Regions from separate parts of the Homo sapiens genome. Here regions 2 and 3 are each linked to region 1. A link is a loop called in an ENCODE intact Hi-C map of the cell type or tissue named here. Cell type or tissue: tibial artery. All regions are shown on one strand. Links, peaks and the distances in the headings refer to the core of each region. The heading gives the core; the rest is flanking DNA.

The links. A loop is a pair of places that touch in the nucleus more often than their neighbours do. Peaks named below come from ENCODE experiments on the same cell type or tissue, not always from the same donor. Only the 100,000 strongest peaks of a DNase experiment are listed, where the experiment ranks them.
Region 2: it touches region 1 in a loop (4-fold over the local background); 10 of 110 quality-filtered maps call a loop at or near these places.
Region 3: it touches region 1 in a loop (3-fold over the local background); 6 of 110 quality-filtered maps call a loop at or near these places.

The regions. Positions count from the first base shown.
Region 1 is chr10:77,630,962-77,641,540 of GRCh38, forward strand. KCNMA1 (potassium calcium-activated channel subfamily M alpha 1) reads right to left here and starts at 6,847. Exons shown (of 28, transcript NM_001161352.2): 1 at 6,304-6,847. The coding sequence starts at 6,681. In tibial artery, for the core only: CTCF peaks have their summits at 5,877, 6,098 and 6,759; no DNase peak of the experiment used is centred there; H3K4me3 peaks cover 4,641 bases; H3K27ac peaks cover 4,887 bases.
Region 2 is chr10:77,582,901-77,593,479 of GRCh38, forward strand. The region is part of intron 1 of KCNMA1 (potassium calcium-activated channel subfamily M alpha 1); the gene reads right to left. It also overlaps the pseudogene RNA5SP321. Among named protein-coding and RNA genes, the nearest start is that of KCNMA1, 50 kb to the right of the region's middle. RefSeq lists a silencer at 9,594-9,782. In tibial artery, for the core only: a CTCF peak has its summit at 4,277; a DNase peak (open chromatin) is centred at 4,312; H3K27ac peaks cover 4,190 bases.
Region 3 is chr10:77,547,583-77,558,161 of GRCh38, forward strand. The region is part of intron 1 of KCNMA1 (potassium calcium-activated channel subfamily M alpha 1); the gene reads right to left. Among named protein-coding and RNA genes, the nearest start is that of KCNMA1, 85 kb to the right of the region's middle. In tibial artery, for the core only: a CTCF peak has its summit at 5,904; DNase peaks (open chromatin) are centred at 4,109, 4,629, 5,929, 7,589 and 1 weaker place; H3K27ac peaks cover 5,000 bases.

The DNA.
Region 1 (10,579 bases), core at 3,519-8,518:
CAGGTGTGGTGGCACACACCCATAAGTCTTGGCTACTTGGGGAGCTGAGGCAAGAGGATCACTTGAGCCTGGGAGGTTGAAGCTGCAGTGAGCAGTGATCATGCCACTGTACTCCAGCCTGGGCAACAGAGTGAGACCCTGTCCCAAAAAAAAAAAAAAAAAAAAAAAGTTTGAGAAGCCCAGGCCTAGAGACACTCTCCAGTCCTTGGAGATAAAGATGTGATATTCCCACTGAACATTCCCCAGGTTTTCTGTCCAAAGTGCTAGGACACCCTTGCCTCCGAGGGTCCCTGGGTTTCCTTTTCTAGGTGCCTAATGCGTGGGGTTCCACCCACCCAAGAAGCAGTTCTAAAAGAGACATCCTTGGTCTGCTCCCTGACTGTGCACAGAAAGGCATGGCCCTGTCTGATCCCCAGGGATGTCTCCAAGGGACCCAGTGTTCCCCACACGGCCCAGGGCCTGGCATCACAGCACAAACAGCCCTTTCACTGGAACCACAAAGGCGACCTTCCAGGGGATCTGCAGCTTGGCAAGGTGGTATTGGCTGCTGTGATTCACAGATTAGCATGGTCACTGCCAGTGTGAGCCGGGACGCCCACTTTGGGAAGGAGGTCCTGGCATTGCAATCGAATGCCAATGTAACTGTTTCTGCACCAGGCCTCTCATGCCCTGATGAGAGAGAGAGAAAGAGAGAGACAGCCCCAAAGCAAGCACTTACTCCTGGCTATCAGCCACCAATGAATGTCCCCATCCAGGGAACAAAATAGCTGTGAGGCAAAGAGAAGGTCCATTTGGACTTACCATTGGAATGCTTTATCCCCCAGGCCAAACAGCAGGGGGCAGGCAGCTCTTCTTTTCCTCCTGTTGTATGTTTGGTCAAGTTTCCTGGGCACCTAGAAGCAGGGCTAGCCCAAGGCTCCCAAAGGGAGGCCATAGGTTCTCAGTGTCCTCCTAGGAAATGCTATAAAATGGGGTTGGTGAAAAAAACCACCCCATGAGGCTGTGCTCTATCACAGACCTCAATTTGCAGGTGAGGAAACTGAGGCACAAAGGCATGACGTCTTTGCCCAGGATCACAGGCTGAACCTTGGGCACTGCACAGCACCCCTGACACTGAAGCAAGACTGCTCACAGGTAGCACATTTGAGGGCATTTTAACCACTTTCTCTACCAGCAGGATGCCGCCAAGCCTGTGATGTGGCCCTCCAAAGGGGAAGCTCAGCCACGCCATGCCTGCTGATTTTTTTTCACAAGGTAATTTAAAAGGCAGGTGTGCCACAGAACACACTTGGGGAAACCTGGCCTAGGGGGTGTCTTGGAAAAGCTGGTCTGGGTAGACAGTGAGTGTCCTGGCCAAGAGACCGTGACATCACTTGGGAGACAGGTCTATGAGTTCTGGACTTGGGATAACAGGGATGGAATTTGTCCCTCCTCAAGGGTACAATGCTGGACAACCATACCTGCCCACCAAATGCCACAGTGTTTCCCTTCTGCCAGCCCAGCAGCTCCTGGTCCCCCATACTGTCGATGTTCGTCCACTGATACCCCACCATCAAAACTGTAACCATCCTGCCAGGACCCCATCCGTGAAGCCTACCTCTGCTGCCCTGCCCTAACTTTCCAGCCTTGCAACAGCCAAGAGCCATAAGCCCATGTCTCAGTCTGACTCTAAATGGTTTTTTGATCTATGACAGTATACTTCAGGATCTAAAGCCTCCTTTTGGCTCAAAAACTTTATTTGTTATAGTCTGCGCCCTTCAGGGGCTATAAGTTCAATGAATCAAAGGGAAAATAAACTCAGCACTTCATGAAGCTATGATAGTTACCACTTACAAGAGGCCTGCTAAGTGTCTGGCATTTGCAGGGTGCTATGTGCCCATTATTCCTGCTCCCTATAAGAACCCTACAAAGTAAGCATCAGTATGCTCTTGGTATAGGTGATGTAACCAAAGCTCAACATGGTTGGCAGTCAAAGATGCCCTGCTAATAAATGTGAGATCCATGATTTGAACTTGGGTTTGCCTGATTGCAGAGTCTTGTACTAAAGTGTGCATTTCCATAAAGAGGGCCAGGGGCTGGACGCCGTGCCTCACGCCTGTAATCCCAGCACTTTGGGAGGCCAAGGTGGGCGAATCACAAGGTCAGGAGATCAAGACAATCCTGGCCAATGTGGTGAAACCCCGTCTCTACTTAAAATACAAAAATTAGCCAGGTGTGGCAGCGTGCGCCTGTAGTCCCAGCTACTTGGGAGGCTGAGGCAGGAGAATTGCTTGAACCCAGGAGGCGCAGGCTGCAGTGAGCCAAGATCGTGCCGCTGCACTCCAGCCTGGGTGACAGAGCGAGACTCCATCTCAAAAAAAAAAATTAATAAAAGGAGAGAGAGAGAGAGCAAGGAATGAGGAGCACGAGCTCTCTGGACAAGGGCAGGTCAGCTGGAGCTCCCCCGTGACTAGGACCCAAGAACTCCTCCAAGGCCACCCCAAGTGATCTGCTCAAAAAGGAGTATCTCAAGGTCATCTGGTGCAGCCAATCCCCAGGACAGGATGAGATGAGGCACAAGGGCCAATCTGGAATCAAGAGCTCCACGGCACTGAAGCTCCAGCCCTGATTGACTGCGTCAGGCCAGACCCTGGGTAATTACCAAGCTGTAATGGGATCTGATATTTATATTAGTCACGAGCCTGACAGAGAAAACGTGTTGTTTTCTCAGGCACAGCCATGGAGACAACATCTCGATAATTCATTACACGCAGACCATCCTTGATCAAGCCCAAGCTTCTACAAGGCCAACAGCTCAAACTGAGAATGGAAATAACTCTATGCCCAGCCACACTCAGGCCCCTCAACAAACCACAGCTCCAACAGGAAGTTGGCCTCAGTTTCCCCAGTTATTTAAAGAGAAGTAGACCACATGCTGGAAGACGAGCAGAAGATGGAAATAAAGATATGTAACTGTCCCAAGGCTGAATTCCTAAAGGAATTGCTAGGGAACTGCAAAACACATTCTGAGCTAGAAACTTTAACCCTCATTCCTCAACTCCTCCCTCTCTCCTATATCGAATCACAGAGCAGGAAGGGACATTAGAACTCACAGAATTCAATCCCCACATTTTATACACAAGGAAAGATAGACACCAGAGAGGTTAAATAACTTCTTCAAAGTCATGGCTTTATTCAGGCTACCAGAGCAGCTCCCTATTCAATATAGTCTATGACAGGATTGAACTTCACAACGTCACACCCAAGTGAATAGAGAGCTCTGATGAAATCCCACAAGGAAAAAAACAATAATGTGAAAAAGTACAGCAAAGAACACAGTACTGGAATGACTGTGACCAAGTTCCCAACAGGAGGAAATTGTAATGTTTTCTTCTTCACTTTCTGAAAAAGTCCACATGCCACTCTTTTCAAAAGACTAAAGTCATTCACTGTTTGAGATTCAGAGGCCAAAGGTACTAATGAAGAGATGTCCCACGATGCATGTCCACAGTCTTGGGTTCCTTTGATCAAAAAGGTTTGGTGCGATCCCAGAGACCAAACGCTCATGAAATTGGAGCTCCTTGCTGAATTTTATCTCCCACAGAATTTCAGACCTGCTTTCCTCTGGACTCCAGCTCTTGATCAAACCATCTTGGGGCTGAAGGAGGGTGAGGGTGAACCCATCTGAGGGCTGGTAGAATTTTCTGGAAAGGCAGCCTATGTTTTCTTGGGAAATCTAGCACAAAAATTATTATTCTAAGCTTAAGCCAAATACATGCCTGTGTATCGAGTCTTGACAAAACTACCAAATACTTGGAAAGAAAAAAGAAAAAAAGACAAACACACACACACACACACACACACACACACACACAATTGCAATAAAAATACAGACCTCAAGCATAGAAAGAAAAGCTTTTAAAAGGCCTAACTTACCGTTACTGCATATAATGAGCTGGCTACCTATGGCTTAAGTGAGCAAATCTAGGGGCAGGTATCAAGAGATTCTAGGTGTGCTTTAAAATGGACTTACGGTATCAAAAGGAACCTGCACTCATTCTATACTGGCCTCACATCTTCCAAACAAACCACCATCACCTCTCATCCCTGGCAGATTTCTTACAGCAACTCACTTCCAGTTATGTCCACTCAGCAGGTCTTGGGGCTACAAAACATAGCCAAATATTTACGAATTGTTTTTTCTAATCGTTGCCAAAAACCTATTTTCTTGAGTAAACTGACAGAAGTTATGCTTGCTCATCATTTAGGAGATCCTTTGTGTGTGCGATGGGATTAGCATTTCATTACAGACACTGCAATTGCATTTATGTACCCCCTAACATAAAAAGACTTTGGAAGCTGTGTTTAGGACCCCAGGTTCACAAAAACACCACAACTTATTTTCAATCATGGAAAAAGTTTTCATTATGATAAAAATTGCCCCCTGCCTGAAAGAAAGCAAGCTGTTAAAAAGTTCACCCAGATCACTCTATCTAGGGAACATTTCAGAGGCACACAACTATGAGCTATCTTTCCCCTAAAGACAGTCGCTGAATCTCAGTAAACCGGGGAACAAAATTCCCGAGACTGTTGGGGGAGGTGGAGGAGAAGGATGGAGAGAGGGAATGTGGGAATTTGAAGGCTCCAGGAATAAGCTGTTCTCAGCAGGAAGGCTAGTCAGGGATCTGGTGTATAGGGCTTTGCTTAACCTGAGGGCTTCTCTGGAAGGTGGGAGGTTTGCCTCCTTAACAAATAAGAAGAAACCTCTACGGCTGAGAAGGTAATTCCAAAGAAAACTCTCCGACCAGCACCTGCAGGCCTCCGGAGAAGCCAGAGAATGACGAAGAGAATGATGGTTTTCATATTTCTCCCTTTGTTCCAATACACCAGTATTTTCCAAAACACAAATGTGCTGCCACAAAACACAGCTGAGCTCCAGCACCCAACAGGATGTATAATTAATGATCAGGAGAGACAGGCTCCTTCCCCCCTGGTGTTTTCATAGCCAGCCTTCACCCATAGCCCCAGGCTTCCCTACTTCTCTCAGCCGCCAAGGAGGCTGCTACAAGTTGCTGTGCCCTGTAGAAGTTTGAGGGGTCCTCGGTTTAACTTTACTAGAAAAGATGTGAACATGTGGAGGCTGCAATGTGTATCTACCCTGCACTATTCCCCTGGATTTCCCTTCCCTCCAAAACGGTTCGCGCGTGAAGTCCCCTAGGATGGGAATTACTCAGAAAGAAGGCAGCTGGCTCACTCTCTTTTTTCCAGTTCTTTCTTTTTTATTCTGCAGTTTTCTATCAGTGTCGGGTCCCCCACTCCAGCCAGTGGCTGTGGGGAAGGGAAGACATCTCTAGGGACACGACTACAGACCAGGCAGTGAGCCTAGCAACCATACATCGAAGGTGTCGCCAGCCTCAGTGCCGGTGGGCGTCTGCACCAGGAATAGCTAAAGCCGACGACATCTAGCCACCTCGAGCGCCAGGGAAGACGCTCCGCGTAAAACCGCGGCCTCAGGCGGACTCCCGCTCCAGCTCCGCGCTGCTGGTGGCATTTCCGGGGACCCAAAGTGGGTGGCCTGGGGGCAAAGGAACAGAGGCCGAAGAACTTGGGGTATGTTCCACTAGAGCACCTAAGGGACGGAGTGGGAGGTTACATCAGATATGCGACCTCGACACATTCCAAAAGTGGCAGCCCCGTGGGCTACCCCCAATAGTGGGATGGATCTCCCCAACTTCTCTCGCCCCTCGAAGTCCCCCTGTTATCTCGGGCCATGCTCCTCCCCCGGGATTCCCTTGTGCAAAATTATTCTCTCCCTTGCCCAAAGGATTTTTCCCTTCTTTCTGACCCCACGAACTCATCTCCCCAACAGGTTCCTAAAGTATGGGCGGATGTGCTCCCTCTCGCCCACCGCCAGGAGCCGAGCCCCGGCAGGTGAGCGGTGCAAAACACGCACCCAGCTGCCCCCAGCTTCCTCCGTCCCCGCTGAGTTGGCTGTCCCCACCCCGCACCACGGCACCCGAGCCTGTGAGTCCCCGACCCCGGCCCCAGCCGCAGCCGCCAACAACCCTACAATAAACAAGAGGACAGGATTGAGCGTCCGCGTCCCGGAGCGCACTGGCTGGGGGCAACTCCTCACCCCCGGCGCGCCGCCCGCTGCCCCGATCCGAGAGCACCGGGAGAGCCGAGGGAAGGGAAGGCGGCGAGGGGAAGGCAGGCGGGGATGGAGGGAGGCACGGCGCGGCGCGGAGCGAGGAGGTGGGCTGCAGGGGACGCCGAGAAGCGGTGGGGCTGGCGCAGAGGGCGGGCGCCCGGGGCGCGCGTTACCTTCGTCTTGCCCCCGCAGTGGCAGCACACGGTCCACAGGTACTTGAGCGTCCGCCAGAGCAAGATGATGAAGAGGCCCCCGAAGAAAGTCACCATGGAGGAGGCCAGGAAAGCCCACCACATGCGTTGGCCCCGGCTGTCGCACGGCACCTCCATGGTCACCGGGATGATGAGCGCATCCATCTTGGGCTCGTGGACCGAGGACGAGGAGGAAGAGGAGGAGGAAGAAGAAGAAGAGGAAGAGGAGGAGGAGGAGGAGGAGGACGCGTCTAGGCTGAGATGGTTCGCGTGGATATTGCTACTCATTCTAAGACTGCTGCCTCCGCCGCCGCCGCCGCCGCCGCTGCTGCCGCCGCCGCCGCCGCCACCATTTGCCATAGCTAGCAACGGGCAGCCGGCGCAGGGGCTCGGGGGAGCTCCTCCCGCCGCCAGCGCCACCCCAAACACCCATCAACAGCCATATTGCTGCTACTGCTGCCGCCGCCGCCGCCGCCGCGGAGCGCGGGAGGGGGGCGGGGAGGCGCCTGGGCTCGGGGCGCTGTGCGCGACCTGGCGGGGTGCGCCGAGATATATACAGCGAGCCGCCGCCGCCCGCCCGGGGGGGAGGGGGATGGAGTGCGCGGGCAGCTCCCCCTCCCCGGCCCGCGCCCCGCTCGCCCCGGGCTGCGCTGGCCCCGAGCGCCGAGAGCCAGGGGGCGCCGCGGGCCGCCCGCGCCCGGGGTCTGCGCCGCCCCCGGGCCCGCCCCGGCTCCGCGCGCGGTCCCGGGTGTCCTCGGCGCCGCGCCGCCCGCCGTGCGCCACGGGTGTGCGCTGCGCTCGGCCGGTGACCCCCTTCCCCGAGCGCCTCCCGCGCGGCTAACGAGCCGCTCTCCGCTTATTAGGTGGTAACTCGTTAATAATGGATAATCGGCCCCCTCCGCCCGGGCGCCCCTGCGCCAGCCCTCCTCCCCCGGCTGCGCTCGGCTCCGGCTCGCCGCGCCAGTGCGCGCCCGGCCGCGGCAGGTTCACCGCGTCCGGCCGCCGGCCCGTGGCCGCCTGCTAGCCCATGTTCTCGGGACCCCCTAGTCCTGTCGCCACGCCGCTGAGCCCCTCGGCCTCCGCTCGCTCTTCCTCCTTGCCGCCTCCGACTCCTCCTCGTCCCCGTCCTCGCCGCCCAAGCCTCTTCGGCGCGCGCCCCGCGCTCCCCGCAGCCGCCAGCAGCAGCAGCTGCAGCAACTGGAGCGGGCGCGGACTCAGGACGACCCAGGCGGGAGGGGAGGAGGCTCGCCGCGCTGGCTCGCCTGGGCTCCGGGCTGGGCAGGGGTGGGCAGGGCCCCTCGGCAGCGGCCCGGCAAGCGCCCCTGACCCCCAGGGCGCAAGGTAGAGCGCCCCCAGCCCAGGCGCGGGGCCAGGCGCCTCTCTCCAAGGTGCTGCGCCCCCAGCCGAGAGCGGTGGGGTACACTGGGAGGACGGCGGGGCGCCCCGGTCAGGCCGTTTTTTTCCCCAAAGAGCCCCCAGTGGGGAGGGGAGGAGTGGCCAGCTGTCAACTGGATTCCACAGGCTGAGCTCCCCAGGACCCTCGGGCTTCGGGAGTGAGGAGGACCCCACGCCAGGATACACACAGCTACCCACCCCTACTTCGCTCTTCCTGCTACCTATGTGCCCAGGGTCCCGCGTGTGGCTGGAGGGTAGAGTCAGGAAGGCCAGCGGGTGGTCTGTGGCCTCTGACAGCAGCAGGTGGTTTCTCTCCTTTTTCCTTATTAGCAACAGAGGCTGCCCAACAAAGAGTAGGCAGAAATGATCAAGGACGACCTGGCCTGGGGATAGTGCAGGCCCCGATAGACAATAGAGTTCCCTGAAGGGTTGCTTTCCTCTCATATAGTCTCAGACTCCATCCATCCCGTGAGGAGGGCAGATGGGGGAAGAGGGACTCCAGACTTCATTCTGGCTCACCGTTCCCCATTTAGGGTCTTCCCTTCTCCCCACTTAAGATGAAGAAGGAGTCCGTGTTTGTTCCGTAGCGTGTCTCCGTACACCACCAGGGGAATCCCCCTTCTGACACTTTCAGAAACTTTGCGCCCCCTGAACAGCGTCCGTCCTCGTGCTACCAGCTGGACCCCAAGTTTTTCCAGCGCTAATTAAATCGAGGATGATCACGCTCTTCCCTCATTGCTGCAGTGGTTTCCCCAAAGTTTCCAGCTCATTAGTTTAAGCCTAATTGGAATTCTCAGGTTCCTTTCAGCTCTTCCCATGGAAAAGGCCCAAGTTAGCATCCTTAGCTTTACACCTGAGGCTGTCTCCGTGAGAGTCAGATCAGCCCTGCCCTTGTCCTTGGAGGTCTCTGGAAGGAAGAGCGAGCAAGGGAGGCTGAGCTGGGCAGAGAGGCTGAAGAGGATGTTTGAAGCTTCTCTCTTGCTTGATTCGGAATACATTCATTGGGTTTAGAGTACACATCCACTAAGAAAGAGTCAAGGCCAAAGTCAAAGGAGAAAATGGAATGAGGTAAGAGTTCTTGAGTATTTGGTTCTCAAAAAGAAGTGTATGTAAAAGGGAGCTGCAGAAAGTGTGCTCCAGAAAATGGAATTGTCTGAGCCTCCTCTCCATACCATCCCATAGTACCTCCAACCTCGGCCTCTGTGTTCAGCCACTCTGAATGCATCCCTGCCACACCAGACCCAAGCATGCAAAGGCCCTGGGCCTTTTCTGGTACTGGGTTGGGGGAGCGGGACCCAGAAGTGCTGTGGGGATGCGCAGGAAGGTGACTATGGCATTGAGGTTCCTTTATTAGCCTCTCAATGGCTGTAGTTTGCTGCTTTTGTGCCTCAGCAATGCCAAGAAAGTTAAGGACATTCCTTAAATCAAGGCCAAGATTTGAAATTTAAAAATAAAACACCCAGAACATAAAAAGGGCAGCAAAGGATAGGACTGTCTCCCCAGTGGGATATGAAACCTCCAGAATGGATTCCCTCACCCACAAAATTGAAATTTTGCAAACCAGCAAATCCCCTCTGGGGCCTTCTTAGACATTCCCTACAGCCTGGATTCCCCTGAAATGCCAGTCTGGGGTCTACTGGTAAGCAGCCGATGGCCGTGACTTCTGTCACCCCAACTGCAGGATCTATAGCTTTTTCTCCTCCATCATCACCTTCATCACCTCAGCATCTTTGGAGAGGGTGCTTGGAGGCCCCTCAGATGCCATCTCCTGCTCTCTTCATCACCCCTGCCTCTGCTGATTGAAGCTTTTAGCAACTTCTGTGCTGTCCAAAGCCTCGGCTTAGTCAGGAATCATCAGAAACTCTCAGTGTTGATGTCAATATCCTTTCCTTCCTACAATCCCCAGTCTCTCACCTCCTCCCTGAATGGCCTGGCTGGTAAGCACTGAGAGAGTGCTACCATCCACCAGAAATAGACATTCCCAGGCCTTTGCCCAGTTCTCTCTGGCCATTTCCACATTGTTCACAAACTTTTGCACCACTTCCAGAAAACTTGGCCCCTGGCATTACAAATTTAGGAAAAGGCTCTGCACAGACAGAACCTCAAACTTAAAAGGAACCTTAGGTATCTTTGATTTGATGTGTTTCTTCATTTATACAATCAAAATAAAGCCAGAAACTTCCCTGCCTACCTCGAAGGGTTATATGTGAGGATGAAAAAGAAGGCTGGGCATGGTAGCTCACTCCTGTAATCCCAGCACTTTGGGAGGCTGAGGCGGTGGGATCACCTGAGGTCAGGAGTTCAAGACCAGCCTGGCAAACGTGGTGAAACCCCATCTCTACTAATAATACAAAAATTAACTGGGCATGGTGGCACATGTCTGTAATCCCAGCTACTCGGGAGGCTGAGGTATAAGAATCGCTTGAACTCGGGAGGCGGAGGTTGCAGTGAGCCGAAATTGCACCACTGCACTCCAGTCTGGATGACAGAGTGAAACTGTCAGAAAGAAGAAAGAAAGAAAAGAAAGAAAAAAGAAAAAGGAAGGAAGGAAATATTATACAGATCTTAACTATAATTACTGTGACCCCAAAAATGGACAGGCAAGTCTAACCAGATCTTCTGACCCCTGAGCTCGTAATTGTATGTGCACATGCCTGCATGTCATGCTGTCCACAGCATGTCCACAGCCAGACTGTGGCCAGACTCCAGGGCACAGCAGAGCCCCTCCAGCCTAAATGAGCTCTCTGACTACCCAACACCACTCCTTTTCTTGCCAGTCCCTGGACAGCCTTGGAAATGGGAAAGGTATAGAGAAGCACTCTAAGCCCAGCACATCTTCCCCTAATGTAGGTGTGTCTGCAGG
Region 2 (10,579 bases), core at 1,789-6,788, 50 kb before region 1:
ACTTCCTCTGACTCATCTGCACACATGACAGGCCACCAGCCCCATCCGCCAATAGCAAGGCAAAGCTGACTCAGGCAACATGAGATTACGAGAGCATCTCCCTCCCCTCCTACTTCAGTCCACAGCAATCTGTGCCTCCAACCTTCTTTGTGCTACAAAGATAACTCACTGGTCCAGGATTATCATGGTACCTCTGTGACAGGCTCATCAGCAGGGCTGCTCTTGCCAATCTCTTACTGCTCAGAGCCTGGCCCTTGTAGCTCTGCCTGCTCTTCCCTGGTCCTGAACCTTGCTTCTGCTCCTTGGACTCCCAGGTTGGGCTTCTTCCTGGTCAGTCTTATGCAGGTCTGACCACAACTAGTCCCACTATGAAGCCCATCAGAAATGAGGTCAATGCATCACTGGCCCAGTTTCACAGAAAGATGGACGGGGGCACAAATGGCTGCTGGAATCCAGGTCCTGACAAATAGAGACTTGATAGAGCATGGTTGAATATTTCTCACATAGGGACACAAGTCCAGAAGGCATATGGCATCTCTGAGTACTGGATGTCATACCAGGAGAGTCTCATCTCAAAAGGAGGTGATGATCATGTATTTGGCCTTCAAAGCCCATGCTGCTATAATTTTCTAAGATCTGAAATCTGAGTAATACAACAGCAGTCAGCTTCATGACCAAGAGCCCATCCTTGAGGGAAACTGACTCTTCCTCCTCTGATGAGTGACTTGACTTTCCAGGCAAGTAAAGCAGGATTGAGCTTACTCCTGGGTCTCAGGGTTGCCTCCCTGGCCTGGGGCAGAGCAGATGAAGAGGAAGTGGGTGTTGATTCTTAGTGGTTTGGGGCTTCAACCTTGTCACCTACCTTTCAGGCCTAGCCTCAGTCCTGACTCAACAGGAGAGGCCAACACACCCAACTCCACTTCCTAAAGGCTTTGGTGCCCAACCCCAAGTCCTGATCACTACTCAGGAAGGAAATACAAGGAAATGCCTTCCAGGTAGGAAAGGAGGTATAACCATATGTAGATAAAAAAGGAACTTTCCATTTCTGTAAATTGAAGTCTTATTCACACAAGAGACAGATTGCAGGGGGCTGGATTTATGGGGTAAGATGATTAAATTCTGTGTCCTCTTTCATATGTCATGCTTTATCACGCATTACTAAGGATCTGATTTGGTGGCAATTTGTTGATTTCTTCAGTTCTTAGCTCAGTTACAAAAACGCAGTGAGCAGGACTTGGGTACCCTGCCAGTCAGCTCCTTAGGGTCAGAGAAACACCGTCAGTCCACAGTGCTTTATAACCACCCAACCACCTTAGACGGGGCCTTGGTATTCACTACCCACTCGTCCTCCCCTAGCAACAAGCACCAACAATCCAACATATACGTAAGACTTGTGGGAAGCCCTTATTTGTCTTTATAGCCACAGAATGTGGTACATTTAAGTTGTTCCATAAATGTTTTTGTTTTTGTTTTGAGACTAAGTCTCGCTCTGTTGCCAGGCTGGAGTGCACTGGCGCAATCTCGGCTCACTGCAACCCCTGCCTCCCAGGTTCAAGCAATTCTCCTGCCTCAGCCTCCAGAGTAGCTGGGACTACAGGTGCATGCCACCACGCCCAGCTAATTTTTGTATTTTTAGTAGAGACAGGGAGGGTTTCACCATGTTAGCCAGGGTGGTCTCGATCTCTTGACTTCATGATCTGCCTGCCTCAGCCTCCCAAAGTGCTGGGATTACAGGCATAAGCCACCACGCCTGGCCTTGTTCCATAAATGTTTTTAAAGAAGAACATGCTCCCTGAAATCCAGCCCATACGCCATTCAGTCTCTGACTCTGTCTCTGACAGAGACACTCAAGAGTGAGCTGGGAGAAGGCCTGGCTGTCTGACATCACCTAGGAGGCTGAGGTCTGACCCAGTCTTCCAGACCCTAAGAAGTCTCACAGAGAACCCAGCACTCGGCTGCACTTAAGGCTTCCACAGCACGCTGTTCCAGCATCACCTCCAGCTCCCTATGGGAAGCCCACACACCTGGCCAAGGGACACTGGAGCATGCACTCCCTGCACAGTCCTCTCAGCCACTCTAGCCCTTTGCTCACGTTCTTCTCTGACCCCAGAACAACCTCCCTACCCTTCTCCAAGCTGTCCCTCAAAACCCATTGATCACTTAAGAATCTCCATAGCAGATCTTTTGTACTTGGCATACTGAACTCTGACCACATGCTGGGCAGTTTGCTGGATGACAGGAGTACCAAGAGGACGAAAACACATGCCTGCTCTCAGGCCACTCAGACTATCGGGGGAGGTGAACAGAGGAACAAATGGCTGCAACTCCTGCACAGTCAGACTGGCTGGGGTGAGTCTCAGCCCCACAACGCACTAGCCGGGTGACCTGAAGCAAGTCGCTTAACTTAAAATGTCTGTTTCCTCTTCTCTCATATGAGGACAAGCATGGTACTGATTTCACCAGGCCGTTGTCGCAGTTGTATGAATTAATATAATTAAAGACAACATTTATTTTACTCAAAAATTACTGGAGTAAGAGGAGTGAAGGTAATGCACAAGCTATATTACTTGGTTTTGTACCAAGCTCTTATCAGATTGCTTTCACTAGATTGGTGCCCTGTGCACATGGCAGGCCCTCAAGAAATGTTTGTAACCCTTCCTTGAACATGCTCTGCACTTTACCCAGCTTTTCTGTTCTCATCACCTCTTCAACATTGTTTGTATAAAAATTATGTATTCTGCAAGGATGAGATCAGATGCCACCTCCCCTAATTAGGTTTACATGCTTCATGATTCCCAGACGAACAACTTCCCTGTCTTGTTTTTGGATTTCTCAGGCATCTAAAAACAGGTCCTCACCACCTTCAGTTATACCCATCCATATAGGTATACTATATGCTCCTATCAGACCACAGCTCCTTGAAGACAAATACTGAGATTCATGCATTGTTATTTGGGGCCAAGGCTCTAGCGACAGAACAATTAAAAAGCAGTGCTATTTCTGTAGGGGAGCACTCCAAAACTCCTTTCCAAAACCTTTTTCTCATAAGCCCATGAGCCAGAATGGCTTTCCAGAACCTCATTTTTATCAAAAATAGAAACCAATCTGACCACGCACACTTTATATCAGAGTGAAATGGAACATCCCAAACTTTTATCAACATGCATTTTCTGTTCCCGGTATATAATAAAGGGTCCCAATGTTTATCTAACATTTTTCTGAAATCAGTATGTAACACTCTCCACTTCTGAATCTGATGGGGCACCAGTCAGTTTCATAGTCATCACTGGAGAGACTCTGTGCCAGATTTTGTCTTCAGTTGTAACACAGGATCACATGGTCACTCTACTGAGCTATTCCCACCCACACTCTTGGTTCTAGGGATGATGAAGGGAAAAACAAAATGGTTCTAGCACCTGGATGCAGACCGTTGCATGTTCGACGTCCTTTTCTTGTGCTCCATATGAAACATGTCCCAGATCCTTCACGAGCAACCCTCCACTGTTCAGTTTCATAGGAGCGCAGAAAACAAGTCCAGTTTCAAGTAGGTAGTAATTTCTGTTTCATTTCATGAACAAAATAGAGATGCAGCAATAAATTACATGATTTGAGCCCTCATTAGTAGACAGTAAATGTCACTGTTTATTAAAAAGCTAATAATCCATTCAATTTTTTAAATTAAGCAATAAGACTCTAATATAATAAATTTGAATAATTAAGCCTAATATTAATGGAGTGAAAACATGAGGGAAGAAAGAAGTTCTAAAATCTTTATTTTTCCCTCCACATAAAACATGTTAATAATGATCCCACAGGTGAAAGAAGTTTCTATGTGCATACCAGTGGAGTACTTATTTGTCAAAGCAAGAACTCACACGTATGCTTAGATGGCTGGAAATCTCTAGGGAAGTACAGAGAACTCTCCTAACTCAGCCCTCACTATTGACTCCTAGCTCTATTTTTACCTGATCTGTTTTTATTGCTGGACTCCACTCTCTTTCCATTACATACAGCCTAAGAATTTTCTACTCCAGCTAGAAAGAGCTCTGACTAGGACACAAGTTTACAACCAGGATGGTTGGTCTGTACGTGCTGTCTTCTCCCTGCTCAATAAAAGGAGAGCATCCTTGTGTTAGAAATAGCTTGGTATCTGCGGCCATACCACCCTGGACACACCTGATCTTGTCTGATCTTGGCAGCTAAGCAGGGTCTGGCCCAGTTAATACTTGGATGGAAGAAACAACTTTGCACAACAGTTCTAAACAAAGCACAGTTTGAACTTATTCTTCCTGCCACACAGCCTTCCCACCACGTGAGGCCGTAGCATCATCTCTGCTTGGAAACTCTACACCAAGATTGCACCATCACGCCCTGAAGAAGGCAAGAAGCCTTTTCTCAGGCCACTGAATATAGGCTTATGTAAACAGGCAGTATAACTCAGTAGGCGGAGATGAAACATTTGCACTTCTCTCCAAGCATTATAATGAGAAAGCAAAACTCTTTATACAAGCTAAACCCTTTTCTACATTCTTAAGTGTCCAAACAAACTTTTCCCCAGCAGCCTGCACTTCTATGGCTTTGCATTATTGGGATAAGCCAAGAGGGAGGGAACAGGAGCCTTTCCTCCTAAGCTCAGAGAGATCAAAGAAAACAAAGCTAGAGAGTGTGAGGGATTCTGCTTGGTGAGCATTTCTCAGCAGAGTGGACTTTCTGTGTCTGGGCTGCGGGCCCCTGAGTGTCCGGTGCTCTGAGGACACCTTCAGTGGAATCTGTGGAAGGTACACATCAGATCTGCTCCCAGTAATAATGCCCTGCTTTGCAGAGGCTGTTTTGCTTTCCCAGGTGCTTTCATGTCTTTTATTGATCAACAAGCAAACACTTACTGAGCGCCTATCAGATGCAGGGCCCCAGGTGGAGTTATCTCACCGACAGATCATCTCACGGCCCCAGTCTTCAGATATATGTGCCACTCTGAAAAGAAAATAAGGCCCAGATCTGCCTTCAAGATGTTTATAGTTTATTTGGAGACATAAGCAGAGTCCCACAGAAAGAGAAATAATACTGCAAAGCACTCTATTTTAAGTTAGTCTTCCTCAAACTTTGATCATAATCACAACCACATTAGGAGCTTATTAAAAGTCAAAGGGGCCTGGATCACATCTTTGGAGATTCTAATTCCATGGGAATGAAGCCTGGGTCCCTGTATTTTTAACAAGCAGCCACAAAGATTAAAAATTTAAAACCTAAGACAGTGCCTAAGTGGCAAATGAGACAGTCACTCCTGTTGGCCGAGGTCAAAGGACTCCAGCAAGGTCAGACATAAAAGAGACCTGCAAGGGCAGACAGGAGGCTGAGAGCAGAAAGGCAGAAAGGGGCAAGGTAGGAAGTTAGGAGGGAGAGGGGGATAGGGTCCCAAGAACAAGTGCAATATTCATGTAGGGGACAGAATGCAGAAAATTCTGGATGTAGGAGAAGGCTGCCCTAGAGGATTGAGAGATCAAGACAGACAGGTAGGTCTGGAGTCCAGGGCCGTGGGACTGCAGTCTGGGCCCTGATATTTTATCATATCAAAGTAAGGAGGATCATGAATGACAGGTGTTTACTTTAGCCTGGAGGCAAAGGGTGCCTCAGGAATGGCAGGGCCATGAGAGCAGAGAATTTTAGACAGAGGTCCCGTGCTAGGCCTGGATTGAAACCATCAGGAAGACCGGAAGCTGGGCCCAAGGTTCTAGTAAGATATTTTAATATCCTGTTCTACCCTCACCACAGATCAACGAACTCAGCAAGATAGATAATATTATCTTCTTTCTGTAGAGAGAAAACTGGAGCACAAAGTGGCCAAACAGCAAGAGGAAACCTGGGGAAGCCAGAACAGCCATGTGGCTGGCGCTCATCTTTGACAAATCAATCCACTGCATTTCAAGCCTATTCAACATACATTTATTGAGTGCCTACTACCAGCAAGAAACAAGAAGCAGCAAGATAAACGGAGTGCCGTTCCTGCCCTCAGGGAGCTCACCTCCCAGGGGAGGAGCTGGCAAACATTTTCTGTGAAGAACCGGATAGTGAATACTTCAGACTGTGCAGGCCAGTTAGTCTCTGTAGCAAATGCTCACCTCTGACATAGCACAAAAGTGGCCATGCACAATACACGAACAAATGAGCATATCTGTGTTCCAATAAAACTTTATTTACAAAACATGCAGTGGGCCGGATTCGACCTGTAATGTACCAATCCCTAATCTAGTGGGTAAAACAAACCCCTTCATGGCTACTTATAAAACAAGAGAGGTGTGTTATAAATAAAACGACTTTGCAGCCCAAAGGAAAGATAGAGTAATTTAGTCTGGCCATGGATGACTGGGGAGGCAGCACTGGAGTAGGACAAGTACTTAGTTTTCTAGGTCTCAGTTAAAACGATGGGGCTGAATCAGAAGCACATGGACGGCCCTTCTTGTTCCCGTGTTCTCTGACTTGGATGTGGTGCTCCTTTCCTGCCCAGAGTCTTCCAACTGCACAAACAACGTGGCCTCTCCCAAGCTCCCTGGGCCTCTCCTCACCTCTACCATCAAGTTTTGAATGTCAATTAAGGAATAAAAATTCCTAAATGATCCTGGAAGGCTGAACACACACACACACACGCACAAAGTGTGTGTACATCCTACTGTGTCCGGAATTGGTGGGTTCTTGGTCTGACTTCAAGAATGAAGCCGCAGACCCTCGCGGTGAGTGTTACAGCTCTTAAGGTGGCGCGTCTGGAGTTTGTTCCTTCTGATGTTCGGATGTGTTCGGAGTTTCTTCCTTCTGGTGGGTTCATGGTCTCGCTGGCTCAGGCAGGAGTGAAGCTGCAGACCTTCGCGGTGTTACAGCTCATAAAGGCAGCGTGGGCCCAAAGAGTGAGCAGCAGCAGGATTTATCGCAAAGAGGGAAAGAACAAAGCTTCCACAGTGTGGAAGGGGACCCGGGTTGCCACTGCTGGCTGCGGCAGCCTGCTTTCATTCTCTTATCTGGCCCCACCCACATCTTGCTGATTGGTCCATTTTACAGAGAGCCAAGTGGTCTCTTTTGACAGGGTGCTGATTGGTGCGTTCACAATCCCTGAGCTAGACACAAAGGTTCTCTAAGTCCCCACCAGAGTAGCTAGATACAGAGTGTCCACTGGTGCATTCACAAACCCTGAGCTAGACACAGGGTGCTGATTGGTGTGTTTACAAACCTTGAGCTAGATACAGAGTGCCGACTGGTGTATTTACAATCTCTTAGCTAGACATAAAGGTTTTCCAAGTCCCCACCAGACTCAGGAGCCCAGCTGGCTTCACCCAGTGGATCCCGCACCGGGGCCGCAGGTGGAGCTGCCTGCCAGTCCCGCGCCGTGCGCCCGCACTCCTCAGCCCTTGGGTGGTCGATGGGACTGGGCGCCGTGGAGCAGGGGGCGGCGCTCCTCGGGGAGGCTCGGGCAGCACAGGAGCCCACGGAGGGGCAGGGAGGCTCAGGCATGGCGGGCTGCAGGTCCTGAGCCCTGCCCTGCGGGAAGGCAGCTAAGGCCCGGTGAGAAATTGAGCACAGCAGCTGCTGGCCCAAGTGCTAAGCCCGCTGAGCCCACACCCACCCGGAACTCGCGCTGGCCCGCAAGCACCGCTGGCAGCCCCTGTTCCCGCCCGCGCCTCTCCCTCCACACCTCCCCGCAAGCTGAGGGAGCCGGCTCCGGCCTTGGCCACCCCAGAAAGGGGCTCCCACAGTGCAGCAGCGGTCTGAAGGGCTCCTCAAGTGCCGCCAAAGTGGGAGCCCAGGCAGAAGAGGCGCCCAGAGCGAGCGAGGGCTGTGAGGACTGCCAGCACGCTGTCACCTCTCACTACCACCGCCAGATGCTAAGTCTAAATTTATTTAAATTTCTAAAGGTTTTCTCCCTCCTTCCCAGAACCTCTCCCTCCTGAAAAAGGTCCAGCTGCTTCTGTACCAGACACTCTAGCGAGACTCAAATGTTCTTCCTGACCAAATGCCCACCTCAAGAAGAACCTGGAGCCAGGAAGAAACCAAGGGTGGCCACACACCTCATCTGCCCTGCTGTGCTGGTGCCAGGCGAGAAAACAGAAATAGAGCCACGGAGCTCAACAGCAACACCTCATATGGTGCCAGCAGACAGCGAGCAAGGCCCAGGCAGATAAACACATTAAGGCAGGCTGTGCAGCGCAGGCCACGTCCAGGCCTCAGAGGGACTTCATCTCAGCCAGCCAAGGTCAACTCCATTCTAAGGCTTAGTCAGCCTCCTCCTCTGGGGGCTCAGACTCCCCTGGCCAAGATCACTCATGTACCAAGAGGATTGGACAAGGCCACGAGTGAGGCCAGGTGCCAGCAGGGCAAAGGCAGGCAAAAGGCACCACAGATCGCATGTGGTGGCAGCAAGCCAGCTGTGTATAGATTCAAGCCTCAGACCCACCTCTGAAAATCCTACCCTACTCAAGCCTGACCACCTCCTCCAGGAAGCCCTCCTGGCTCTTGCTAATTAGCAGTAAATTGTGTGTTCTCTTAACATCTAGAGTAATACTTCTCAACATAGGGTTGCGAGACCAGCATCATCAATAAGCACCACCTGGGAAGTTGCTGGAACTGCTGTTGGAAGTTCTCAGGCCCCACCCAGGCCAAGCAACTTAGAAACTCTGAGGGTGGGACCCAGCAATTGGTGTTTTAATAATGTCCTCCTAGTGATTCTAAAGCAGGCTGTGGTTTGGGAGCCACTAATCCAAAGTCTAGATTCTAAACCACTAACTGGACACCTGTGTTTTACATGCAATCCCTGTGCTCCTGGCTTCCCTGGGAATGTGGTTGCATTTCAGAGCCTGGATCGCACATGCCCATCAATCCCCCACCTTGCCCAGCCCAGGATGCCACAGCAAGTACTTCCTCAGCAAACACCTGTGGAATTTAATTAGCTTGAGTTCAGATACCACCATCAGGTTACAAAATCACAGAACCTGAATGCTGAAAGAGGCTTTAGTGCCCATCCAGCCCAACTGCCCATCAAGGCTCTGCCAGGACCCAGCTTCTCCACGTTTCTCTCAGGTCAGGTCAGATGCTCCACTAATGCCTGGGAGTTCAGTCTCATTCGTTCGCCCAGCAAATATTGACTGAGCATGGGTGCGAGGCACACACAGATGTTCCTGCACACAAGTGAACGAGACCAATGAGAATCCTTGCTCGGAGGGAGCAGATATTCCAGTGGCAGGAGAGACCCAATCAATAGCAATAAATAAATAAAACAAAAAAAAACCCATATGCTTTAACCATTAGAAAACATCAGACACACCAAAATATACAGACCGCCTATGAAAATAACTAACCAGCACTCTTCACCAATGTCAAAGTCATGAAAGGTAAGGAAAGACGAGTCACAAAAGCACACTAAGGAGACATGGTGGGTACATGCAATGTGGGACCCTGGACTGGATCCTGGAAAAGAAAAACAGCATCAGTGGGAAAAGTGATGATATTTGAGGAAGGCTTAAAGTTTGACATGCAGTTTTAGACCAACATGAAACTTGTTCTTTTCTATAGTGATGTAAGATGTGAACAATTACGGGAAACTGGCTAACAGGTAGACAGGAATTCTCTGTACTAATTTGCAAATTTTCTGTATAATATTTTGATGGCAAATCCAGTTGGGAAAGATGGTCCAAATAAGAGGTGAGGTGCAGTTGGCATCCTTAAATAGAGAAGTGACATGTGGGCAAGATGACATTTGGGCAAGACCCAGAGGCAGGAAAGGGGCCAACCAGTGGCACTGTGAATGACATGAGGCCAAACTCAGTCTTGCCAGGATGTTTACCCGTTTGTGCTTGTTCTTCTATCCAGATGAATTCTGACCACGCTTTGAACACTTACAATAATGCTGGAGGACCCTCAGTCTTCTCTTTAGAGGAGGCCTCACAGTCCTGCAGCTGTGCCCACTGAGTGTGCCCCGGCAGCCTGAGCCCCTGGAGTGGACAGTAAGAGAGAGCGCACAAAGGCAGTGGGGTCCAATAAAGACCAAGGTTGAGACCAGGAGCACCTCCACCTTCTTTGTTCTGGAATTGCCCTGGTCTCTTTTTCTTGCCAGCAAACCACTTTAGTTCCTACTTTCTCCTCTCTTTGACCCTGTGCCCAAGCTTCTCAGCATGTGAGCTTCTCCTCTAAGCACTGTCCACATGCGCCCAGAACCTTGAGCAGTGGAGCTCAGAGCAGGGTTGACGTGAGTAAGCAGACATGAGTCAGGCTGAGACTCCACCTAATGACTAAGGATCAACGTCCCACCCAAAGTTCCCATGTCTAGCCCTTCAGAAAGGACAGGGAACCATAATCCAAAGTAAAACAGCCTACTCCCTAGGAATGACAGCCCACAGTCCTGAGTTCTAGGGACCTCAAATAAGTCTCTCCCTTCCAGGCGCCAGGTCACCATCTATAAAGCGATACATTTGGATTAGTTAATCCTCAAGATGCTTTCCAGTTCTAACACTGCATAATCAGTAATGTATCAAATGAAATTGTGCAAGGTAATTGCAGCTTTGAAGTACAATGTGGGGTAGTAATGGTAGCAGTGATGAGA
Region 3 (10,579 bases), core at 3,537-8,536, 83 kb before region 1:
GCCTGCTTTTCTCCATGCAGTAAGGCATCTGCATGAAAGGCACATGTTTCCAGGACCTTCCAAGCTCTTTCTTGAGTAAATATTCTCTTAAAAAGGTTTTGAAGCAGAGGCTAAGGAGAGGAGTCAACATGGAATTTTATTTCTCTTGGATTATCTGACTCAAGCAGCACCCAAGACTAGCAAGACCAAAGATGGGCTGACCCAAAGATAACCATTTACAACAGGAGTCAGCAAACCAACAGCCTAAGGGCCCAATCCAGCCCGATGCCTATTTTTATAAATAAAGTTTTATTGGCACACAGCCATGCTCATCTGTTCTGGGGTGTCTGTGGCTGATTTCATGCTACAAAGGCATAGTTGAGTGGCTGCAACAGCATGGCCCAGAAAAGCCTAAAATCTCTATTATCTGGCCTTTTACAAATTAAAAAAAAAAAATTGCCAACCCTTGATTTAGAAAAACTTTCAGATGTAGTTAGGCCTATTTCTTGAGCCTTTTTAAGAGCAAATAATATCTCTGGAATATATTTGGTATAGTCTTATATGGAGGGAAAAGGATGAAAAAAAATGGCCCCTGAGTTTCCTTCCAAATCCACAGGAAGCCAAAAAAGGAATGAGGTGCCTGGTACAAATGCCTCAGGTGACAGACATCCTATTTACAGAAAGGCAATCTGTGCACCACCTCAGGGAGGCCAAACCAACATGCCTGGTGCAATCATGCAGCCTTACCCTGCAACCACGCCCAACACTTGGAAGCCTAACGTGGACAACGCCTGGTGCAAGAGGGCATGTGGTCAGATGTTCCACCCCCACTTAGCTCAGGGGCAGACAGAAGGCTTCTCCAAAGCTGTCCCTTGGCAGGATTTCATGTAGCAGATGCCACTAGTCTACAGTCTCTACAGCCTCTGACTCCCAGCATGTACACATGTAGGTGTGCACAGAGGCCCAGAGAAGCAGGGTCAATGGAATCCATGAAGCTGACCTGGTGGCAGCTCAGGGTTTATTCCCTGCTTCCAACCTACCAGCAGGCACAACTCTTGATAGATCTAACAGCACACTGGGGATGGAGCACTGCATCAGGACTGAGGAGACTCAGGGTCTTGCCCCAGCTCTGTGGCTAACTCCTGATGCAACCTTAGAAGAGTCATATCATGTCTCTGGGACTCACTTTCTTCTTCTGTCAAATGGATTAATACTACCCACTCCATCTAACTCACAGAGCTCAGTCATGCAACAAGTAATTATTGGGCATCTACTATGAGTCAGACATTATGCTAAGCACTTGGGATATAGTGGCAATCAAGATGGACAAATTCCCTGCCTTGTGGAGCTTACACTCTGGGGTTGGTATGGAAACTAATAAGGGATGCATAGATGAATACTTTGAAAAATCATGATGTGCTTCACTTGAGTCGTGGATGGTGATGCTATCTTCCCACTCTGGGCCATTCATGGACTAGACTCACACACTGAGCAGACCTGCTGGGAACACATCACTGATAAAAGTCATTCATTGGGAACTATTCTAAATGCCTTGTATGTATTAACCTCACCATCACAGAGAGTCCTCAACACTGAAGTAGGAACTCTAAATATGCATACTCCACAAACAAGGAAGCTGAGGCCTGGAGCACTGGAGCTAAAAAGGAAATATGTGTCCTGTCCCTTATGATATCTCCCATACTGGCTGGAGATGTTGAATTTACTATATTAAATTCTTCTCCATTATCTTGAGGAGTAAGGCCAGGACCCTTCAGATGGAGAGGAAGTCTCTCTCCCTAGATGGGGAAGGGAAGTTCTCCTTCCCTAGTTCAATCATCACAGAAAAGGAAAGCATCTAACAGGAAAGTAGCACCCAGAAGAGAGGCCTTAAACTCCTTGGAAGAGGTGATCCTCCTATCTGCCTCTTTGGGCTGAACTCTCCTAGCAGGGGATTTTTAGAAGGGTGGATAACCAGTTGTGGGCTGCAGTGAGAAGAGCGAACCCAGCCCATGAAGAAGGCCAAAAAAATGAGGACTCTGGCAGGGTCTGTGAGCTAAGATGAGCTATGCCCTACAGGGCAGTTATCTAGCTCTGTCAGCCTCCATTCATTTCCTTTTTTCTGTCTCCACATTTTCAGTAACGTCCTGTCTAAACATCCCACCAGACTCTCAACGCAACATAGACAATTAGCGAAAGGTTAGAAAGTCATGCACCCAAGCTTGGCCCACCACAGTTAGAGGAAAATGGCACCACCTTAAAACTAGTATGTAGGTGTTCGTACTAAATACGTGAGAAATTCTCCCAAAGGAAGGTGAAGCTGGAGAGAGTCAGGGTCATCCAACTACTTTTTGCCCTCTCAGAGCATTTTCCTCCTTGCCAATGCTGGACAATGAAAGCACTAGTTTATTCAGGGAAATCACAGTTTCCTTTTTAGAAGAGCAGGATGCTAAGAAGGGAGCAAGAATAAGTTGAAAACAAATGGAGTAAGATTCAGCATTGTGCACGCACCCCCAGCCCAGCCACCCAAGAGATTCTCCCAAGCCAGGCAGTGATGCTCACATCTGGTCCTTCACCACCAGGACCAAGTCAGAGCAAAGGAGAAAAGAAGAGAAGGAAGAGACAGGAGCGCACTGGATGGGAGAGTGAAGGGTTGGAGAAGAGAGGGATCCCAGCCTACTCCCAAGCCCAGTGGGATCATCTTCCCCTAGGAACTCCCATCTGATATTGGCTCTGGTTGGGGCTGCCTCTCTCCCAGCACCTGCTGGGTAGACTTCCCCATGTTTGGTCCTGGGAGGTGCTGTAGCAGCTGGAGCTGTCCTCTTTCTGCCGCTGGAAGCAACTGGAAGTCCCAGGGGCCCTGGCGCTCCCTCTGGGATTTCACCCTATTCTTTCCTGTCTCGCTTTCTCTTTTATCTCCTGGATTAACTTACTGTTGTGCCATCTACCCAGTTGTCAGTGTGCCTGTCTCAGCTTTGTGATCTCACGTAGATCCACAGAACCTAAGAGCTGGAACGGGCCCTGAAAACATTCTGGAGCAGGCGTCTCGGCAGACTCAGGCATGCCTCTCCCCAGGGAACCAGGCCGCGTCTGGGCAGAAGCAAGGCTTGGGGGAGTGGCAAGGATTGTGTGTACTCCCTCGAAGCACATCTTCAGAAGTGGAGCATTTTCAAGGTAGGATGTTGACATAATTGTTAGGTCCATGAAGGCAGATGCTAGAAGCAGTGTGAAAATAAGACTCTGAGGTTGTCCAGGTGGGGGGCTATTTTTATACATTTCCCCCCACAACCCAAGCAGTACATGGGCCCTAGCCCTCAAGCTTCACCTCCCAGATGTAAGACTCCAACCAAGATTTTGGAGTCAGGGGCATACAAAGCCCACTCAGGGGACACACTCATAGAGTATTCAACTGATTCAGAGATGTGGGAAGAACGCTATTCCTATTTATTTTTTTGTAGAAACAGGGTCTTGCTATGTTGCCCAGGTTGCTCTCAAACTCCTAGGCTCAAGTGATCCTCCCACCTCATCCTCCCGAGTAGCTGGAACTACAGGAACACGCCACCACACCCAGCTACCACTATTTTTATATTAAATAAAACATGTATCATGGAGTGACAGGAAAAACCTATGCAAGTTTAAGTAAATATTGTACTTAAAGTGGGTGACTTTAAATTATGCTCTTATATGTACAGGGGAAGGACAGAGGAAGGGCTCATTTACCTTCATTCTTCTCTCTCCCTAGAGAATTCTGTGTATCCAATTTTAAAAATTCATCATATGTCACAGACAGAGGCACAGACCCCCTGAGCCATGGTGGGAAGATACTTCTGGACAAATGTATACCCAGCAAAAATCTCAAAAGCTCCAACTTTCTAATGGCTTCATTTTACTGATGAGAAAACTCAGACCTATAGAAAGAAGAGCAGAAACAGACTGGATCCCAAATCCCTGTGCCCCACAGTTGATGCTCTTTCCACCTCCAATCTGAGGCACTGCTCTCCATGTGGCCAGGAACCGTTTCCAACTAAACTGGTCCTGCCTAGGGCCTGGAAAAACACACTGTTAATATGCAGCCTTAATTAAATATTTCTGATGAGCACAATGATGCTTCAAAATTCTAGCTAGGATTCGACTGATGCTGCAGCCTGGAGCCATCAAGGAAGAGCCTCTTTCCCCTAAGCATGGTGTGTGTGGAGCTTGCTGGGAAGACTGAGACCTTCCAATCCAACCTGGCCAGCACATCTATTCAAGCCATCAACCAGAGGACAGATGTAGAAGTCACCTTCTCCTTCCAGGGACCACTCTTGGAAGCAGATTTCCACAAAGGGGACCGTACAGTTCTAAGCTTACAGATGGTTAGAACAGACCAGCCCCACTGGAAGGCCAGAAGTGACGAGGATGAGGTCAAATGTCAGTGACAGAGAGGCTCAGACCTCTCTGAGCCATGGTGGGAAAAATCTCTCTGACCCATGGTGGGAAAAATCTCCCTGAACTAATCTGCAATTTCCAGGCATTTCTGACCAGTAAGGAAAGGATTTGGTTGCAGAAGGCTGGGAAGCTAGATTGTAGACCAAGAGATGGAGAAAACTCTTCAAGGGGAGAGCCCAGCCACTACAAAGGGGCCCAGCATGAGGTGTGCTGGAGGTACCCTGAGGGCCGTGGCTGCCTGACTGACTTATCCTCTACTTTGGGAAAAGGCAACTCAGTGCCTGGATTAAACCATTAGCTCTGGAGGATGCCTGTCTGGTTTGAATCTTAATTTCTCCATTTCCCAGCTGTGTGACCTCGATAAGATTACTTCATCCTCTGGGTCTGCTTCCTCATATGAAAACAGGAACAAGAAGTGCATAAACACATTTCAGGGATGTAGGGAAGACTAAAAGGGTTAATATAGGGCAAGCACTTAGCACAGTGCCCAGCATAGAGCAGTACTGTCTAGGCTGTAGCTACCACACATACCCAGTGAAGGCACTCAACTACCAGGTGGACAAGCAACTGATACATGTGTGTGCTGCTCTCTGCTCCCCTTTGGACATTTGGAATTTCAAGTACTGGGACTTAATACCACAGAGGGCAGAGTTTTGTTTTTCCTGCCTTTGACATGATGTTTATGATCTTCTTTTCTTGTGAACACCCCAGACCTAGGGACCAGCGGTGGCCTGGCTTCCTGATGCAGCCCATGAACACATTTAAGAATCCAAAAAGGTTAGCCAGGCGCAGTGGCTCACGCCTGTAATCTCAGCACTTTGGGAGGCTGAGGCAGGCCGATCACTTGAGGCCAGGAGTTGAAGACCAGCCTGGCCAACATGGTGAAACCCTGTCTCCACTAAAAATACAAAAATTAGCCAGGCATGGTGGTGCACACCTGTAGTCCCAGCTACTGGGGAGGCTGGGGCATGAGAATCGCTTGAACCCAGGAGGTGGAGGTTGCAGTGAGCTGAGATTGCACCACTGTACCCCAGAGCAAGACCCTGTCTCAAAAAAACAAAAAACAAAACAAAACAAAAAAACGCCGGGTGGCGGGGTGGGGAGGCGGGGAGAAAGCTGCCTCTGCATTGCAACTTCCCAAACAGCACAGACATTAACATTTTAGTGATGAAATAACAAAGCTGATATTCTCAGTATCATTCCTTTATTGAGTGAAATCAGAAATATAACTTTTTCTTCTTTTTTTTCCCCCGTGGGACTCCATAAAACTATTTTTGTTGTAAATGTTTTAAAAGGCAGCCTGTCAATATTTCAAATGTTCCTGAATTGGAGCTCATGGATAAATGACTCTTCCCCCATTGGCCAAGTCTCCTCTCCTGCTGCAGCAAGGAAAGGGGCACTTGGGAGCTGAGAAGGCAGGAACCAGGCGCCGTTGACACTCCTCTAGTGAGATGAATGTTCCCTCCACTGGGTCAGCAGTGAGCACCAGCCCAAGAAGTGCCCTCGCCTCCCTCCTGCTGGGCAGTCACCAGGCAACCCTGCAGGCAGTGCACCAAGCTGTTCCTCCATAATGCACACCCAGTCAGGGCCTGGGCACCTCTAGTTACTCAGCAGTGAGCCCACCTGCTATGTCTCAGGGGCATCCCACACCCAGAAAGCTGCTTCTACTTCAAGCCTACTCCCAGGGGATGCCCCATCAGGGACTAGAGGGTCCTGCTGAACCCACCCCAGGTTCAAGGTCAGCAGCAGGCTGTTTCACCAGGAAGGCCAGGAGCTATGCTCAAGGTAACCAAAAGGACAGAAGGCCCCACCCAAGTGTCATCTTGCCCCTCCTCCCAGCTTCCCCATTGGCTAGTAAATGAGTAAACAGACATGGTTCTAAAACCTAGAAGAGCATCAGAACTCCCTGTGGATCTGGGTTCAATAACACAGATTTGATATTCCACTCCTGGATATTCCAGTTTTGTAGGTCTTGAGCAGGGATCGACTTTTTTTTTTTTTAAGGTTCCAACAGATGATACTGTGGCTACGATGGGCAGCTCAGATGTAGGCCACTGGCAACACAGAGTGGAAGGAGAAGCCCACAGGGTTCCTCACTGGGCGACACAAGCTCTTCAAAGCAAGCTGAGTAAATCTCTTGGTAACAAGCCAAGCCGGACTGCCCACAGCTATGGGCAGGTCTGCTGTGTCTTTCGCCTGCTGAAAGCCCAGGTTGCAGCACAGGGAACAGCAGAGACAGGATCAAAGGCTCTCTGAGGACAGTCTGTGGCAACAAAGTAGCAGCTCCTCTCTGATGAGGTAAGGAAGAGTCCAAAGAAATTACTTTTGGGCTGGGTGTGGTGGCTCACACCTATAATCCCAGCACTTTGGGAGAACAAGGCAGGCAGCTCACTTGAGGTCAGGAGTTTTAAGACCAGCCTGGCCAACATGGTAAAACCTCCTCTCTACTAAAATACAAAAATTAGCTGAGCGTGCTAGTGTGCACCTATAATCCCAGCTACTCAGGAGGCTAAGGCAGGAGAATCACTTGAACCTGGGACGCAGAGGTTGCAGTGAGCCGAGATTGCACCACTGCACTCCAGTCTGGGTGACAAGAGTAATACTCCATCTCAAAAAAAAAAAAAAAAAAAAAGAAAGAAAGAAAAGAAAAGAAAGAAAGAGAAAGAGAAAACACTTTTGAAATTTGGAAATGAGGAAGACTAAGGAAGAGTCCAAAAGAAACTTTGCCTCTGCCCAAGGAGCCCACAAACTTTCCAAGGCCTTCCTGTTCCTGGAAACGGTGCCATCTCCAAAGACTCCTCCGCACATGGAAGAGCCTGATCTCTCGGGCACAGTCAACCATTACGGCCCATTTTCTCAAACTAGGCCCTCCTGGGGGTCTTAGGGAAAGGGGGCAACATTACACAAGGCAGGTGAAGGGGATAGCCAATCACAGAGGGGTGCAGGTTGGCATTGACCTCTTCCTAACTTTTCTCATAATATGAAAGTGACTTCTCTTCTCAGAAGAACCGTTCATAATGAAATTCGAGCTGCCTCAATCTTCCTTGATCATCTCTTCACTCTTACCACATACACACACGCACGCACACCACAGGAAAACGCATCAGATGAAGAACTTCCCCAGTCCAGTGCAGATTTAAGAAAGAGGACACTGACATAGGGAGGTGGGCTGGGGAGCTGGGGAGGGGGCAGACAAACAAGGGCATGTGACTGATACACTTCAGGGCGGGAGTCAGACGGCCCCCTCACAGGCCAGGGTGACATGTGACAAAGTCACAAGGCCCTGTGGTATTTCTTGAAACTTGATTTCAGCCCAAGTCAAACTCCATGGATCAAGGGTCATTTCTGGCTATTATAGGATGAGAGTATCCAGGACTGAAGACCTCATGGGGCAGAAAGAAAAAAAACAGAAAGGTAGCTCTTGGAGAAATAACCTAAAGATTAGAATCAAGGAAGAGCCAACCTCTCTTCTAACAGGGAAAAAAAATTTACTAAAATGACACTTCAGCATCACCTATTTTTTCAAGCTTGTCTTTCTGAACAGAACTTGAAAACACAGTTGTAAAACTGTTTTACTAGTTCAGCCGACTTAGAAAAACAAAAAGAGCTTCTCACAGCTTTAAACAGAGTCCTGTGCTGAAGTGTTCCAACACTCCAGCCCCACTCTGGGGTTAAGAATGACAGATGATGCAATGTAAAAACATCATTTTCCACTGGACACAGAGAACATGGTACAATACTTTGGAGGTTAAACAGATGAGAAGGGAACAGTACAGAGACCCAAACTTAGCTCCTCCATGCCTCTAGCACACACATATGCCTCATGGAAGGCATCTGGAGAGGTTAGTGCTAGAGAGGCCAGAAATCTTGTTTCTGGTTCTGTGCTGGAATTAACTAGGTAAACCCTGGATGAACTGTTACATCTTTGATCGTCACTACCTGAGAATTAACTTAGACAAACATTGACACTCTATAAAGCAGCAATTGCAAAATGTGGGTTTTCAAAAGCACTCTGAGTTCTTTTCAAAGAGGATGGCATAAGAATCGACACAGCTGACATATGGTGTGGACAGAGAGAAATAGCTTGGGCTTGGATTTCCGGTCAGTTCCCCTTTCTGCCAGTTACCATCAGAGGAACCATGGGCAAATTACCCAATCTCTCTGAGCCTGTGTCTTCACCTTTAAAAATGGTATTATAGTTCTCAAAGTAATTGCGAGGAATTAAAAGTCAATTCAGGGTCAGGCGCGGTGGCTCATGCTGTAATCCCAGCACTTTGGGAGGCCGAGGCAGGTGGATCATTTGAGTTTAGGAGTTCGAGACCAGCCTGGCCAACATGGTGAAACCCCATCTCTGCTGAAAATACAAAAACTAGCCAGGCATAGTAGCATGTGCCTGTAATCCTAGTTACTCGGGAGGCTGAGGCAGGAGAATTGCTTGAGCCTGGTAGGCAGAGGTTGTGGTAAGCCGAGATCACACCACTGCACTCCAGCCTGGACAACAGAGTGGGACTATCTCAAAAAAAAAAAAAAAAAAAAAAAAGGGAATTCTATGCCCTGTAAAGTGCAGTCTATGGAAGTGATGATGATGAAGACCAGGATACAGTACAATAAGGACTCTTTATGCTTTCAAAACCGTGATTATGCTGCATCTGGTGGAAGCCAGGACTCTGGAAATATGGCCCAGACACACCCAGAACTGAGGATCAAGATGAGCGTGGATCCCTGGGTCATGAGCATCCCAACCAAGTGCCTGATGCCCAACTCCAGGGAACCATCTTCCCTCCGCACACAATAGTCATTCCATGGTGGTGCACACCTGTGAGTCAAAAACACCCTAAGAAAATGTAATCCTTGGGGCATTTCCTCAGCTCCAGCCTCCGGCCCATCAATCACAAGCACAATCAAACTGCAATGCCTCAAACCAATCTCCTAGGACCCCTGCCAGGGCAGAGACTGAAAGTCACTGAGGCAATAGAGCATGTATTATATTGATGATCCTCTAGCTGCAAGACCTGATTGGTTTGAGACTCCCTTGGATAATGCTGGCAATTAATTTTGGCAAAAGAGCAAAAGATAGATGTGACATCCATTGAACACAGAGCTGCACAGGAGTCAGGTTTCTGGAAGGTAGGAAGAATGCAAGGAAATTAACTCCAGAGTGGTTTGCAGGGAATGGGGGCTCCAGGCTCATTATTTCAATCTTGAAAGCTGTCAATCACTGTCAAAAGGCAGTTTAATCTCACCCTGAAGCTTTCAAGAACACTATGAATCCAGGCCTACAATTAGCAGTCCAATGTTGGGCTGATGAGTTATGGGCATTTTCCATCTGGGAGGGCACAAGCTTCTCCTATCCAGGGCGTGCCCTGGGCATAAAGGATGTGTGGACAAATACAAACACTCCACCAGCCAGAGGTGACAGAAATAGGCCTATAATATTTGCCCAACTGGGTTTATGAGACAAGCATGTAGTTCAACACTGTTTATACAGTTCATGAGAGAATCTTGGGCAGTGACAGAGAATGTAACTCTCATCCTCCTTAGGGCTTCCAGAAATGAACAGAGGATATATATATTTTTTTAAAAAGTGGATCCTCCACATTTTCTAAAGTTTTTAAGCTCTCTGGGGCAGGTTAAGAAATTCAGACTGCCCAGGAAGTGATTTTTTTTTTTTTTTTTTTTGCATGGAATTTCGTTCTTGTCACCCAGGCTAGAGTGGAATGCAATGGCATGATCTCAGCTCAATGCAACCTCCGCCTCCTGGGTTCAAGCAATTCTGCCTCAGCCTCCCTAGTAGCCAGGATTACAGGTGCCCGCCACCATACCTGGCTAATTTTTGTATTTTTAGTAGAGACAGGGTTTCACCATGTTAGCCAGGCTAGTCTTGAACTCCTGACCTCAGGTGATCTGCCGGCCTCGGGCTCCCCTCTTTACACCATTCTCTAAGCAAATAAGCTAACATCCCAGAATGGAATTATAGAAAGATTGCACCAGTCAAAAAAGGCATTTGGTATACATATTCTAAGAAATGCTACATAATAACAATATGAATTAATAATAAATTACCTTCTTTCACCTTGAACTGAAGGATTTGCAAATTTTCTCAAGTTCTCTTTCATTTGACCTTCACAACAAACCTGTGACATTTCTTACCCCCTATGAATGGTTAAGGAAAAGA